2 separate regions of the Mus musculus genome follow, and region 1 is linked to region 2. The links are chromatin loops, found by intact Hi-C in ENCODE. Cell type or tissue: left cerebral cortex. All regions are shown on one strand.

What was found. Hi-C counts contacts between places; a loop is a spot of excess contacts. Peaks named below come from ENCODE experiments on the same cell type or tissue, not always from the same donor. Only the 100,000 strongest peaks of a DNase experiment are listed, where the experiment ranks them.
Region 1: a loop joins it to region 2, with 2.4 times the contacts of the local background. A loop is called at or near these places in 29 of 42 quality-filtered maps.

What each region holds. Positions count from the first base shown.
Region 1 is chr16:91,575,486-91,583,485 of GRCm38, reverse strand. It overlaps Tmem50b (transmembrane protein 50B), which reads left to right. Exons shown (of 7, transcript NM_030018.3): 3 at 98-210; 4 at 1,724-1,791; 5 at 3,192-3,284; 6 at 5,455-5,512; 7 at 7,328-8,000. The coding sequence ends at 7,373. Among named protein-coding and RNA genes, the nearest start is that of Tmem50b, 18 kb to the left of the region's middle. In left cerebral cortex, a CTCF peak has its summit at 955 (motif pointing right); DNase peaks (open chromatin) are centred at 979 and 3,953.
Region 2 is chr16:91,509,394-91,517,393 of GRCm38, reverse strand. Ifnar1 (interferon (alpha and beta) receptor 1) reads right to left here. Exons shown (of 11, transcript NM_010508.2): 11 at 6,871-8,000. It also overlaps the pseudogene Gm7856. Among named protein-coding and RNA genes, the nearest start is that of Mir6367, 14 kb to the left of the region's middle. In left cerebral cortex, a CTCF peak has its summit at 4,815 (motif pointing left); a DNase peak (open chromatin) is centred at 4,822.

The sequences.
Region 1 (8,000 bases), 66 kb before region 2:
CTTATGCAGGGGGCGGTAAGCATTGATCTTATGCAGGGGGCGGTAGGCATTGAGGAGGTATACTGAGTTTCAAGTCCTGCCGTCTTGGGCTCTGCAGTTTTTTACAGGCTGGTGGATAATGATTGACGCGGCAGTGGTGTACCCTAAGCCTGAGCAGCTGAACCACGCTTTCCACACGTGCGGTGTGTTTTCCACGCTGGCCTTCTTCATGTGAGTGTGATGTGATTCTCAAGTCAGTATTGCTTTTCGAAAATCGTCCTCTTCAACTGCTAGTGTTTTTGTTTTTTTGTTTTTTTGTTTGTTTTGTTTTGTTTTGTTTTAACCAACTTCTAAACTTTATTGATGGGCTCTTCTTTAACATGATGAATTTAGTCCCCACCCCCTTTTTTTTTTTTTCTCGAGACAAGGTTTCTCTGTGTAGTCCTGGCTGTCCTGGAACTTACTCTGTAGACCAGGCTGGCCTTGAACTCAGAAATCTGCCTGCCCCTGCCTCCCAAGTGCTGGGATCAAAGGCGTGCGCCACCACGCCCGGCTCAGTTTTGTTTTATTCATATGTTTATTTATAGATTCATTTATTTTGAGATAGGGTCTCTCTATGTTGCCCTACTAGAACTTGCCATGTAAACCAGAAAGTTTATATTATGAAAGGTAAAACTGCTTGCTATCCTTCAAACTACAAGTAAGCATCCCTTCTAGCGGCACACCTTGCTTCCCTTCCTCTCTCCCTCCCTCTCTCCCTCCCTCTTCCTCCCTCCCTCTGCCTCTCTCTCTTCCTTTCTCCCTTCTCCATTTCTTTCTCAATTCAACCACAGCCTTGTGCATACTAAAAATGTGCTTTAACACTAAGCTATACTCCAGTGTCTATTTACTTTAACAATTTTTGAATAGTTTTTATTTTATTTAATGTGTACAGGTGTTTTGGCCTACTTGTATGTATTCCAAATGTGCGCAGTACCTGTAGAAGCCAGAAGAGGGCATTGGACCCTCTGGAACTGGAGTTACAGATAGTTGTGAGCTACCATGTGGGTTCTGGGTTCTTTAGACAGCTCCTAACAAGTGAACCGTCTCCAGCCCCACCTGTTTAATTATTATCATGGAAACTTTAAAATGGGATAAATAACACAGACTCATCTGTATATTCATGTATACAATAGGTAAAGAAATGAGAAGCTAGGTGTGGTGGCTCGCCTTTAGTCCCAGCATTTGGGAGGCAGAGCAGGTGGGTAGGTCTCTGAATTGGAAGCCAACTTAGTCTATGTAACAGGGCTGGATAGTAGGACCCTGTCTCAAAAGAAAGAAAAGTGAGCTTGTGAGATGGCTCAGTGGGTAAGAGCACTGACTGCTCTTCCGAAGGTCCGGAGTTCAAATCCCAGCAACCACATAGTGGCTCACAACCATCCGTAATGAGATCTGACTCCCTCTTCTGGAGTGTCTGAAGACAGCTACAATGTACTTACATATAATAAATAAATAAATCTTTCAAAAAAAAAAAAGAAAGAAAGAAAGAAAAGGGGAGGAATGGAAAGAAGATTAGTGCCTGTCTCATAGTCTCATGTGGTTTTGGGTGTGCTTAGTGGAAAACAAAAGGAATAATATTTCTGCACTAGAATTTCTTTTAACTCCTTAGCTCAACCTAGGAAATAGTCTGTTTCTCTCTCAAATGATATGAAATGCCTATGTAATTGTGCTGACGCAAGTGCTCATTGGCTGATCTTGTCTGCAGGATAAATGCTGTATCCAATGCCCAGGTGCGAGGTGACAGCTATGAAAGCGGCTGCTTAGGACGAACTGGTAAGAGTGTGAAGGAGATGGAGGGACACTCTCGGAACAGGGACAAGTCCCCGGAAGGCAGAGCCTCCTCAGGAGTCTCTAGGTTTATTTTATGTGTGTGAGTGCTTTGCTTGTATGTATGCAAGTGCACTGTGTGTAGTACATCGTGCCAAGGAGGCCAGAGGATGTCAGATCCCCTGGAACTGAGTCTGAACAGCTGTGAGCTGCCACAGGGTGCTGGGAGCCGAGCCTGGATCCTCTGCAAGAGCAGCAAGTGCTTATAACTGCTGATCTCCAGCCCTACACCTTCACTTTCTAAGACAGGGTCTCTCGTGGTTCTGGAGTTCATCGGTTTGGCTGGCAGTAGGCTCCAGGGAGCTGCCCGTTTCCACCCAGACACTGCCCCTGAACCTGTCAAGAGTGTTGTGGTTGGCCTCCTTTAGCAGCAGAGCAATCTGCCTGTCTGTGGAGGCTGCTGTGCAAAGCCTTCGGTGTTCTTCAGAAGCCTGCCCCTGAGTCCCAGGGCAGCGATGGCCATCTGATAGCTCCATTATCCCATCCTTTGAGTTATGGTTTAATAAGCCGGTTAGTGAGGTGATTGCCAATGGCATTTTCTTAACTTGCTCAAGAATTAGTTTCTCTAGCAGTAAATAGCTAACTAGTCTCCTTTCTAAGTTGTCTAACCCTTTTTACTTTTTTTGTTTTGGGATGTGTGTGTGTGTGTGTGCGTGTGTGTGTGTTTGTCTGTGTCTGTGAGAGTTCGAGAGCTCACTTTAAATCTTCATGTAGTTAAGTGTTGTAGCAGGAATATACAGGATTCACTAAGTCAGCTACTTCTAATGCTGCAGGAGTGTAAGACATTGTAGCTCTGTGTAGCTGCAGGAGTGTAAAACATAGCTCTGTGTAGCTGCGGGTGTGTAAGACATTATAGCTCTGTGTAGCTGCAGGTGTGTAAGACATTATAGCTCTGTGTAGTGCTGTGGGAGTGTAAGACATTATAGCTCTGTGTAGCTTCAGGAGTGTAAGACATTATAGCTCTGTGTAGCTGCAGGTGTGTAAGACATTATAGCTCTGTGTAGTGCTGTGGGAGTGTAAGACATAGCTCTGTGTAGTGCTGTGGGAGTGTAAGACATTATAGCTCTGTGTAGCTTCAGGAGTGTAAGACATTATAGCTCTGTGTAGCTGCAGGTGTGTAAGACATTATAGCTCTGTGTAGTGCTGCGGGAGTGTAAGACATAGCTCTGTGTAGTGCTGTGGGAGTGTAAGACATTATAGCTCTGTGTAGCTTCAGGAGTGTAAGACATTATAGCTCTGTGTAGCTGCAGGTGTGTAAGACATTATAGCTCTGTGTAGCTGCGGGTGTGTAAGACATTATAGCTCTGTGTAGCTGCGGATTGTAAGGAAGCCCCTGTCCCCCGCAGGTGCTCGGGTCTGGCTCTTCATTGGGTTCATGCTGATGTTCGGGTCACTCATCGCCTCCATGTGGATCCTTTTTGGTGCATATGTTACTCAAAGTAAGTGTGCATCTCTCCTTTATGTTACAGGCGGACTTTATGTTTGGCTTCTTCTGTCTGGTTCGTTTGGAGTTACTATGAATGTGATTATTGAATTAGCTTAAATTCTTCCTCTGGGTAAAGACACACTAATTCATAGAACCTGTCTTAGTAAGTGTGTTGGTTCATAGAAAATCACAGCCTCTAACCAATCCAGGCCCCCCAGCCATCTCTAGAGTTCCTGAATGACTTCCCTTGGGCAGCTAAGTTCTTAAACTACAAATCCGCCCACTGGGGGCCACAGTGAGAGAGTAAGAAAGGGGTACGAGTCTGCTGTATGCACTCCTTGTACACAGTTCAAAGTTCTTAGACCCAGAACACTGAAAGTCAAGCTTTTCTTTACTAGTGTACAGTGAAACCTGATCTAAACGGACATATGGCTCATTCTTTCTTTATTGCATTTATTCTAAGTAGTCAAAGTGTTTTCTTGCAGGAGTGGATTTGAATTAAGTGTATTTGACTGTGGGCTGCTGAGCCCGAGCCAGCTAGGGTGCTGTAAAATACCAATTAGTTTTTAGCTTGTTTCCAGACTGAGAACTCAGAACGATGGCACTAGGTGATAGGTTTTCTCATTTCATCTGAAAGACAGACAAGCCGTTGACAGTTGCTGTAGAGAAACTGGGACTAAGCCAGCCATCTGGTGCAGTGTCGGGAACCTTTGTAACGGGCTCTGCTTAGTTCCCATCTTAGTCATAAAACCCAGCGCACAGCAGAAGGCTTCTCAGCTCTGGTCTCATGTGATCGCTGCAGCGGCGCCCGTTCTGTGAGCTTTGCTACTTAGAAAGTGAGCTTTCTCTCATTTCAGGGGCCACTTCTGACATATTTCAGATTTTACCATAGTGCTTCTTGAACTATTAATACTTATAGTAGCAGCTACCGTTTATGTATACATTGAGCATCTCTAATCTGATTTGAGATCCAAATTGCTCCAAAATTAGAAACATTCTGAGTTCTGATCTGACACCACAAGTCTGAGTCAACCCCTGACCTCCTGACCTCGTGTGATGGATGGAGTCAAACAGGTGCACTAAAAACTTGTATAAAGTCACTTTCAAACTGTGTGTGAAGGTACACACGCAACATAACTGAACTTCATGTTCACACCTGGGTCCCACTCCCAAGATTGGCATATGCATGTATCCCCAAATCTAAAAACTGGACTCTGACCCCGAGATTTTTAAATAAGGTGTATGTGTCTGGTATCAAGTAATGGTCCAAATACAGTCGCAGCCATTAGACTGAGTCGCCCACTTAATTCTCACTCCTGTTTGGTGTCCTCTGATAGAATACCCATTCTACAGATGAGAAAGTTAAGACCCTGAGATTTAGTAATCTGCTCAAGGATATGCATTTAGTCAGTAGCAGAATTAGGATTCATCAGCAAGGACTTGGCTCAGACTTGGAACTCTCCAGCCAACCTGCTGTTTGTTTCTTATGCTCTCAGAAGACTGAAATGTAAACCAGTTTCTTTATGATAGCCAGTGGTTTTTACACCAGTAGTTACAGTTTAGCAAAATTCCCATCTTCCTAGGGATATTTAGCTGATTGCTTCAGTCATGAAGAGAGCATGATGGCTCCTTTGTGTCACTCTGGGTTTGCATGATGTCACACATGAGTCAGCAGATTTAAATAATCAACCTCCTTTTTATTTCTATGCTGGCCTTTCCGGGGAAAGGTGTTGTGCTTTCTTGGCACTGTTTGTTTTTGAGACCATGACCCACTGTTTGCCAGGCTGGCCCACTGTTTGCCAGGCTGGCCCCGTTTCCACTCTTTCTTGGGCTGAAGTGTTCCTGCTGCTGAGTCTCTACATAGCTGGAACTGTGGTGTCCAGTCCTGCGGCCTTTGTGGCCTGAGCCATATGAGCTAGACAGAGAGTTCCCTGGCATTTATTTGGAGTAAAAGTAACCTTTTGTTTTAGGGAATGAAATTATTTGTTTCAATGTAGACATCTTTGAGTTGACGGTAAATGTCCTGTGTTCTGACACACAGAGCCCATGTTGCTCTGAACTGCACAGGCAGTGCCGCTCCCCTCCTCCACTGCCCCCCTCCTCTGCCGCCCCCTCGCCCCCCACCCCCTCACCTCCCTCCTCTGCCGCCCCCTCCTCTAATCCGTTTCCCTCTCCGTGTGCAGATATTGATGTTTACCCTGGACTAGCTGTGTTCTTTCAAAATGCTCTTATATTTTTTAGGTAAGTTGTCTAATTTCCTTTCCTTTTACATTTTTAAAAAGATTAATTTTATGTGTATGCACGAGTGACTGCATGTATACATGTGTTCTGTGTGCATGCTGGTATGGTACCCGGGAGGCCTGAAGAGTGTACCCACTCCCCACGAACTGGAATTGCAGGGGGTTGAGCCACCATGTGATGATATTGGGTTATCTACAAGAGCAGCAAGTGCTCTCAACTGCTGAGCCATCTTTCCAGCTCCAAGGCACCACGTTTCTCATTTATACCTAAAACATTTACAGACTCCTGTATCAACAGCATCCTAAGAGTGTCATGGCCATGGGACATTAGTGGGAACCTTTTAGCCAGGGCCCTGCGATGTGCCAAGACCGCCTTCATCTGGACAGTCTTCTCTTCCCTGTCCAGTTTGTTACGACGTAGGAAGGTACCACGTGCTCTCCTGTTTGTAGAGCTCAGAGCTCCTGAAAGACACAGCAAGTACATGCAGAGCCGGAGCGTCCAGATTGTGGCTGCCACAGCCCGGGTTTTGCTTAACAAAACAGTGCACACTTATACGAAAGAAAGGGGGAGAAGTGAATCTGTGAGTTCGAGGCCAGCCTGCTCTACATAGCTAGTTCCAGGACAGCCAGGGTTACAGTGAGACATGCCTCCAAAAAAGAAAGGGGAAACACTGTACACAGCACGCTGGGACTGAGTTTTCTAGACAACTTAAAGTGAGTGTAGAAGTAACATTGTACTAAAAGTGTTTCATAGAAACTTGTTAGAGCCTCTCACTGGAAACCTGCCTGCTGTACTTGTCCCAGGGACATCTGTCCAGGCCAGGGTGAGAGGGTCAGCTGTGCACTACAGGATTATCTTTCTGTCCAAATCACAGAAGCTCAACACTGGACACCTTTGCTATTGGCCACCGTCATAGCAATGTGGCAGTGTGTGGTGTGGTTTTCTTTGTGTTTCTCTGGCCTTGTGTTTTGCTTTTCTGCTGTCTTCTCTCCGTGTGCGTGGTTTCCAGTGTTCCATCCTGAGGCTCCCTGAGCTGAGCTTCCTCGGTGTCCCCTGGACTGCTTACCCCACACACTGGATTTTCCACCCTAGAAGCTCAGCTCAGGTCTTTGGTGTTTTCCGTGTCTTTCCTTAGCACCCCTGACAGTTTATAACCTTTCTGATACCCATATCTAAGGCCTGGGCTGTATTAATGTATTGACTATTTCTATTTACTTCTCAGTTTGGGTTATTTATTCCATTTGCAGCTTTCTGTGCAGTTTGTTGGGGTTGTAGTTTTTGGTATTCTGTTTTGGTAGTGTTTTTGAGCCCAAGTTTCACGTATCCTAGGCTGATGCTATGACCGACACCTCCTGCCACTCCTTCACAGCATGGTCTATGGTTGGACTGTGAGAGTGTCAGTTGTGTCCCTCAGTAGGCTCTGTTCCACGAGGAGCATATCTGTTCATTTAGATTCAGCCATATTCCAGCACTTAGCTGGAGGCCTGGCGCATCCCAGGATTCAGCCTGCAGTAAACTTGAAGGAGAGAGAATTACACCTGGTCTGTGTGAGGATGTTTCTGTGACCATAGCACAGACAGGGGTGCCCATTAACCACACAAGGCAGCCTCTGCCTCCCACACTTCCCTAGGCAGTGGCTGTCTGTGTCACACGGGTGTTCTTCACGCAGAAATGAGTGTGCGTCTGCTTTCCAGAAGGAGCAATGCCTCAGCAGCACCTCTGAGCTTGCCCTAGTGTTAGGTCTTCGAGCCGTGTAGGGGGTGAGCTCTGGGGTGCTTGTTCGTGTCTCTCACAGCTTTACCCATCCCTTTCCAGCACTCTGATCTACAAATTTGGAAGAACTGAAGAGCTCTGGGCCTGAGATCACCGCACACCACCCCTTCCTCTTGTATTCCATGGCGAGCTCCGTTATCTCCAGTATATGACGTTACAGATTGCCAAATGGAGCGTTGTGTGCTCAGGGCTTCATTTCTTCATAGTTTTGTGCCCTGAGTTTGTCTTGGTTTTTCATCGACTAGGCAAGCTAATATGTTGATAATATATCACTACGTATACATGACGCTGAAGTCAGGTTTTTACTCCCAAGACTAAGATTGGTATGGCTCCCGAGCCAGGGTTATGCTGTCTTGGTGTTTAGAGGTAAATACTTTGTCTTGGTATCTCTGATGTTTGAAAATGTGCAAAATACACAGCTCCGTGTCCCTAGAGGCCCTGAGCCATTAACGAAGGCATTTCTGCCAGGTGTAATTTATTCTGACTTAGCAATGAGATTTTTTTTTCAAGGAAAAAAAAGTTTGTGCATATGTATTAAAGAGCTGGACTTTTTATATGAAGATTTTTTTAAATGCCCAAAGGACTAGTTTGAAAGCCCTCTTTGCAAAGAATTCCTCTAACTTGACTTTTGTTTGAGAAGGGATAACACAGAGATAACACTCCATTTTGTAAATCAGACGGCAGGCAGCTGAGCTCTGTGCTTCCCGTCTCACCG
Region 2 (8,000 bases):
TGTTCTTCTCAGACCGGCTGTCCCCTTCCCATTGCACGCATACCTTACCCGAGGAAGTTCCTTCACAGGCTACACTGGGCCTTTGTAGGGGCTTGAAACACACACCAAGGAGAGGTTGAGCCAGGGTGCCTCGGCGTTCCCTTATCTGAGACTGTAAGTGTGCTCCCACATTGACAGCAATGTTTACAGATGATAACCTGTTGTGCTGTGTCTGCTATGTTCTTGGAGGCTGAGCAGCACTGTTTGGGACACAGTGATGTTGATTTAACAGAGTTGTCTCTAGTTACATGCAGCTGGACTACGTTGACGACTGTACAGTCAGACATTTGCCATGGTTTGATTTTGGGGATGGGGAATAGGGTGAGACAGGGTTTCTCTGTACAGTACTGGCTGTCCTGGAACTCTCTTTGTAGACCAGGCTGGCCTTGAACTCGTAGAGATCTGCCTGCCTCTGCATCTCAAAGGCTGGAATTGAAGGCATGTGCCACCACTGCCCAGCTAGTATGATTTTTTTTTGTTGTTATTAGCAATCAAAAACTTTAAGACAAGTGTGGTGCTGTATGTGGAGAAAAGGGAAGGGGACTTATCTCTGTCCTTCATTCTCAGTACATGTATGACTCTCAGAGCGTGTGTTCACGTGGTAAAAAGCTCATTGCGAGTTTACACATTCAGTCATAGATTGAGTAAGGGGTTATAACAGAGAATATGCACGTGCATATACACTAGGAGCGATTGTCTGGCTTAACTTTCACCATTTGTTACTAGCATGGAGGGCCACGGAAGGCTTAAGACTTTATATAACTAAGCCCTCCTTGAAGTTTTGACAAACTCAGTCAATATCTTATCCCCTGCTTTTGCACGTGGGGTCCTGTGGTGTGTATCTTTTTTGTGACCTTCTGTTAATGGTTTCTGTAACCCCTTGGAATGTGCCCTAAGTTCTAGAAGTCTGCTGTTACCTCAGAAGCAATCAAGAAGTCCTGTTAGAAAAGGGACTTGAATGTCTGTGTGGTTGTTACCCCAACATGCTGGCTGTTTCTGCAGAATGAACGCCCTTTGCCTTTGCACACTCTGAGTCTGGGGTCTTCCTCCAGAGAATGTCAGACCCTTACAATACATCATAAGCCATTTGCCAACACTGCGAGATACCAAAGAAGCTTTATCCTTTAAAGGGGCCCAAACATTTCTCAAGTCTAAGGAACACCGTACCGTCAAACACTTGTGAGGACAGGAAATGGTCTTTTATGTTTCCCAGCCCCAGGACTTGTTATGTGTTTCTTAACCCCAACTTCACTTCAGAATCAACCAAGAAGCCTTGTACAGACCCCACCCTAGCTGGAGAGATGGTTCAGAGGGTAAGAGGATCTGGGTTCAATTCCCAGCACCCACACGGGGCCTCAAAATCCATCTGAATTTTTAGTTCAAAGGGGCCCGTGACCTCCAAAGGCTCCTGCTTGCAATGTGGTGCACCTAAACTCATACAGGCACATTCAGACACACACAAAAATAGTAATTTAAAAAAAAATGTAAGTGAGCCGGGTAGTGGTGGAACATGCCTTTGATTCCAGCACTTGGGAGGCAGAGGCAGGCAGATTTCTGAGTTTGAGGCCATCCTGGTCTACAGAGTGAGTTCCAGGACCGCCAAGGCTATACACAGAAACCCTGTCTTGAAAAACAAACAAACCAAAAAAAGTATTATCAAGATATGTTATATACATGCATGAAAATATCACAAGGGCCTGGGGATACAGCCTAACTGTTGGTCGAGTGCTTGCCTTGCTTCCCAGCGTCTCCTGAACTGGGTGACAGCTTGTGCTTATAATCCCAACACTTGAGGGTACAGGCAGGAGGACCAGAGGTTCAAGGTCATTCTGAGCTACAGGAGCCCTGGTCTAAGCAAGCAAGCAAGCAAGCAAGCAAGCAAGCAGGCAGGCAGGCAGGCAGGCAGGCAGGCAGGCAGGCAGGCAGGCAGGCAGGCAGGCAGGCAGGCAAGCAGGCAGGCAGGCAAGCAAGCAAGCAAGCAGGCAGGCAGGCAAGCAAGCAAGCAAGCAGGCAAGCAAGCAAGCAGGCAGGCAAGCAAGCAAGCAAGCAGGCAGGCAAGCAAGCAACAACAACAACAAAGAAAACCTGTCATAATGAAACCAACTATTTTATATTATCGATATATGCTAAAATACACCCAGCGTCAGAGGATGGGAGAACAGATAACGCAGACAGTGGCCAAAGGCAGCTATAGTAGCCACACTGACATCAGAACCAGATATAGGACAGAGATTGTGCCTAGATATTTTTCACCAGGCTTGAGAGATGTCTCAGACATCGCGTAGGACAATTCTACTACATTAAAAGGTGGTCCCTTTGAAGCTGCCGATGTAACTCGGGAATGTGTGCCTGCGTTTCTGTAGCAGAGTTTCATTTCCAGGAGGGAACGCACTTTAGAGAAACTTCACCTCACCAGCATCCAGGCCGAACCTCTGAAATTCAAACATGAGTCAACTGAATGGGTGGTCTCTATTTTCTATTTATGACACCTGGCAACTTTGAACGGGACATACTGCCTTAATCACCCATTTAAGAATCTTTTCCTGGTCCGGAAAAGAACGCGCTCGGCAGTCGCACAGAAGCGTTGCAAGGAGCCAGGGATTTGTGTTCGGGAAAGCTGAGTACAGAGAGGGGCTGGGCTGGTGTGAGCTGTGGCTTTCAGAGCCCAGGAGCCCGGTGAGGATCGAGCTTGGTCGCCTCTCACCCTGGTAGCCGTGCCACGGCACAGTTCGTGTTAGAGAGCGATTTGCACTCACTGCTTCAACGGGATGCACCCATCCCCAATGCCCTGGTTGTTCGCTGGCAGTGCAAAGCAAAGGAAGACACAGGCCCAGCCCCCTCGCCGATGCGAGCCACAACAGATCACACGCGCTGGACCCAGGGCCGAACTCCTGGCAAATCTAGTTCCAAGGTTCAGACCACCCCTAGCAAACCTGGAGGTGACCGCTTTATCCCCCAAACGCAGTGCTTCTCAAATGGAGGTGGCCAGCTTCCTCTTAAGCAAGGAAAACCAGCCAGAAGACAGGGGGACGCCCATGAAAAAGGAGCATCAGAAAGCCTGGTCTCTCAACCTGAACGGTTTTGATGTGGAGGAAGGCTCAGCGGCAAACCTCAGAATGCCCCAGAAGGCTACCAGAACAGACTGAAAGCACTCTACAGCCAGAAAGGCACGCCTGGCTCCAGCAGGAAGGCTTGCAGATGCATCCCTTCTCTGCCAGACAGGAATCTTGATGCCCCCGAAATCCGGAATGACTACTACCTGAATTTTGTAGATTGGAGCTCTGGAAATGTATTGGCTGTGGCACTGGACAACAGTGTGTACTTATGGAACGCTGGTTCTGGTGACATCCTGCAGTTGTTGCAAATGGAGCAGCCTGGGGGCTACATATCCTCGGTGGCCTGGATCAAGGAGGGCAACTACCTAGCTGTGGGCACCAGCAATGCTGAGGTGCAGTTATGGGATGTGCAGCAGCAGAAATGACTTCGAAACATGACCTGTCACTCCGCTCAAGTAAGCTCTCTCAGTTGGAACAGCTATATCCTGTCCAGTGGTTCACGGTCTGGCCACATCCACCACCATGATGTTCGGGTAGCAGAACACCATGTGGCCACACTGAGTGGCCATAGCCAGGAAGTATGTGGGCTTCGCTGGGCCCCAGGATAGACGACACCTGGCAAGTGGTGGCAATGATAACATTGTCAACGTGTGGCCCAGTGGTCCTGGAGAAAGTGGATGGGCTCCCCTGCAAATATTCACTCAACATCAAGGTGCTGTCAAGGCTGTTGCATGGTGTCCCTGGCAGTCCAATATCCTGGCAACAGGAGGAGGAACCAGTGACCGGCACATTTGCATTTGGAACGTCTGCTCAGGGGCCTGTCTGAGTGCTGTGGAGGTGCATTCCCAGGTGTGCTCTGTCCACTGATCTCCCCAACATAAGGAGCTGATCTCAGGTCACGGCTTTGCCCAGAACCAGCTGGGTATTTGGAAGTATCCAACCATGGCCAAGGTGGCTGAGCTCAAAAGTCACACAGCACGGGTCCTGGGTCTTACAATGAGTCCAAATGGGGCCACAGTGGCATCAGCAGCAGCTGACGAGACTCTACAGTTGTGGCGCTGCTTTGAGATGGACCCTGCCCTTTGGTGTGAGCAGGGGGGTTGGGGGTGGGGAGCCAGTGTAGCTAAAAGTAGCCTCATCCACCAAGGCATCCGTTGAACAAACCCATTTCCTTTCTTGTTTTTATGTTATTTTTTCTAATAAAGTTTGTATCTTCCTTTCTTAAAAAAAAAAAGAATCTTTTCCTTAAGCAAGGCCTGGTGTTGCGCGCCTTTAATCTCAGCACTCAGACCTTTATGTAGACCACCAGTATGGCCTACACAGTCATTTGATGGCCAGCTGGGGCTACACAGTGAGACCTTATCTCGCTATAAAAACAAACACAAGCTGGGCATGGTGGCACACGCCTTTAATCCCAGCACTCGGGAGGCAGAGGCAGGCGGATTTCTGAGTTCGAGGCCAGCCTGGTCTACAAAGTGAGTGCCAGGACAGCCAGGGCTACATAGAGAAACCCTGTCTGGAAAAACAAAACAAAAAAAAAACCCAAAACAAACAAACAAACAAACAAACAAGAACAACAACAACAAAACACAACCCAAAAACAAAAAGAAAAAAAACAAAAAACAAATACAGCCAACAAGAATAAGTTCCCTCATCCCCTTTTAATATGGCAGCCAAGTTGTTAAGTCCAAATGGGGTGACCTGTCTCCCTCTAGTGGCGAATCCTGTCAATGCACCTTCAGTGACCAGGCCCTAGTCAGCCCTCACCAGAAGTCAGCTTCTAAGTCCGCAACAGTAGCAGTGAAACAAAGGGGCCAAAAGAGGGTCTTTATACTTCCAGGGCCCACCTGAGAAGGAGATGTTCTGTCAGATGGACGTCAGATGGGCACAAAGCTGCCGTCGACCTGATGGTGGTGTGGTTCTCAGGAAGATTTCCCAGTGCATGATGCACCTGTAGGCACTGCCTCTGTGTAAGTCAGATCCCAGAATATGAAAAGTGCTACGAGCCTGGGGAGGCAGTGCAGTAGCAACAAAGGGTCTCCTTAAGTAGCTAAGGACACATCTTGTAAAAACAAATAAAAACAAGCGAAAGAACAATTGATCACTCTCTCTTTCCTCAGCTACTTCTAAACAGAATCCAGAACACTTGGGTGGAAGGTGTTAGTTCATCATCAGTAATTTTAACTATGTGCATTTTCCTTTTTCTTCCCAAGACACCCCCCCCCATAGCCAGAATATCTACTCTGCCAACTTCCTGTCTTCATCTTTATCGTTAGCCCCTTTGCGAAATGTCTTCTGCTGACATAGGCTGAGGGAGTGAGGGGTGCAGGGGACTTGCAAGTCACTAGAAGACTGAATTCCTTCTTGCCTTTGTTCCTCCAGGTGGAGAAAAAGACTTATCCCAGTAAAAAAGCATTCCATCACAGAAATCCATGTGTATTACGCATGCCCTCAAGACCAGCAATTCTGTGATCACTGTAAGCCTGAGAAGAGTTGTAAGAAAAAGCTGAATGGGGCCTGGGGACACTGCCCACCGGACAAGTGCTTGGTGTGCAAGTGTGAAGTCCTGAGTACAAACCTCCAATACCTAACAAAAAAGCCAGACTTCACTGTTCATACCCAGTCCTAGCATTGGGCACAGACAGGGAGATTCCCAGAGCTTACTGGTCAACCAGCTAAGGCAGAATGGTGAGCTTCCTCTCCTGTGAGAGGTCTTGTTTCAAGACGATAGGGTGGAGGACAACATCCTATGTTTACCTTCACATGTGCGCATGGGTACGGACATGTGTGACACCTGTGTACTCACATTCCTGCTCAGGAGTGTGCACACCCATGTGTACAGCACAGCAGACACACAGGGGTGGGGGAGAGCGAGAGGGGGAGGGACAGGGGAAGAGCGACAGAAGGGAGAGGAAGGAAGGAAGGGAGGGAGGGAGATATTAAGAGTTTTGTGTGTTTATTTATCGAGATTGGGCTTCTCTGTGTAGACCTGGCCACCCTGGAACTCACTCTGTAAATCAGGCTGGCCTCCAATTCACAGAGATCCACCTGTCTCTGCCTCCCGAGTGCTGGGATTAAAGGTGTGTGCCACCACCGCCTGGCATGAGTTTCAAATGTAATGAATTAAAATATTCCCTCCTGGAGTGAGAAGGGAAGCCCCTAAAATGTAGGAAGCCTAGAAAACTCAAAGGTCAAGAAGTTATAGGATCCCCAGAACCCTCAGCGGGGTTGCAAGCGCGGTGTGCAATGGCTGAGGCTGAGGAGACGCCCAGTCGAACTGCCTGTGAGTTGGGCACGGGGCCTTTGGGAGTCCTTGTCTGAGCTCTTGTGAGAAACCTGAATGAATTCGCTGGCTCAGCAAGCTGGACATCCAGCGGTGGTTCTCAGATCCTGTGAGCCTTTAATATAGTTCATGGTGTACTGACACCAACCTAAGATTATTTTCATTGCTACTTAACTGTAATTTTGCTTGTTATGAATCATAATGTAAACACCTGACATGCAGGATATCTAATATTTGATCCCTGTGAAAGGGTCATTTGACTCCCAAGGGGGTCACAACCCACCTGTTGAGAACGCTGATTTAGGCGGCACCTTCTCCTTAGTCTATTGCTGGTGCCTGACCTTGGGCAGTGATGTTTCTTCACCTTGGAAGAGTCAGGCCACAGCCAGTGATCTGAGCACCTAGAGCTGAGGCAGGAGCATCTTTAAAAAAAACCCAAAATCAAACTTTGGTTGCAACTGGAATTTGTCACTATTATCAATCAACAAAGCATTTCTTGGGAACAAATATGAATTTATTATTTCCTTCTCTGTAAGGAAGATGAAAAGTACAAACTGTGTTCACCCTCTTAGTCTCTTGAGGTAGAGCAGAAGGGATCTCAGAGACAGAGGAATGAGAGACAGTAACACTTGGAAGGGACAGCAGTGTGGATCCAGAATGCCAGAATGCAAGTCCTGCTGTCAGGAACGGGTTGTAGACGGCACCTCTGCCTCACGGATTCCAGTTTAAAGGAGCAGCACCTGAGATCCAGAGTCCTGGTTCCGGTGTGTGTTAGGTTTGTCGATATACAACAGTGGGGCTCCAGACAAAAATATAAAAGGATGCAGACACAAAGGTGATGCATAGAAACACACAAACGTGGTTATTTCATTACACAAACAGCCAGAACAGTCATCTGCTTCAATTTCAGATCTCATTCATTCGGTAGCTGTGGGCACTGTCTGTGCCAGCGCTGCACTGTCACAGGGGCTGGGGGGCCACAGGGAGGAACTGAGACCCTGCTCAAAGAGCTTCTGCAATACAGAGGGAGGCAAACACCAAAGGACCAATGCACACAGGGACACACGGCTTCCATGGGGTTAGGGAAGGCTTTGTTAACACGTTCCCCAGGTCTCCAGAGAAGTCCGAGGCCATCTGAAGCATCACAGGCTCTGGGCTCTGTATTTTATATAGTACCTATATACATGCACACATACCTCTACACCTGTACATATGTGTACGACAGGCTCTTGCTATGTGGCTGAGGTTGGCCCACATTCCTAGGCAGCTGGGATGAGAACAAGCCAGGCACACTTGTGCCTGACCTGATTTTAAATGAACATTTTCATAGGTTATAGATTTCTGCCCAGGCTCTAAATGATTACATTTAAATGATTACATATGTAATGAGTCTAGAACAGCATTTCTCACTGTAGACGTCACTGTGATAGGTACGTCGTGGCAATTCTAGTGGAGTGCAGCCAGCTCCCCTGTGTAGCTGTGCTCACAGGCCTGTTGCTATTTACATGTGTCTGTGAAAGCACTGATTTCTCATGAGGCTTTTACATGAATCTTAGACGGCGCTCAGCTTCTCCAAGAACTATCAACATAAACAAAGTGCCCTCAAGTGCATGGTCTTTCTT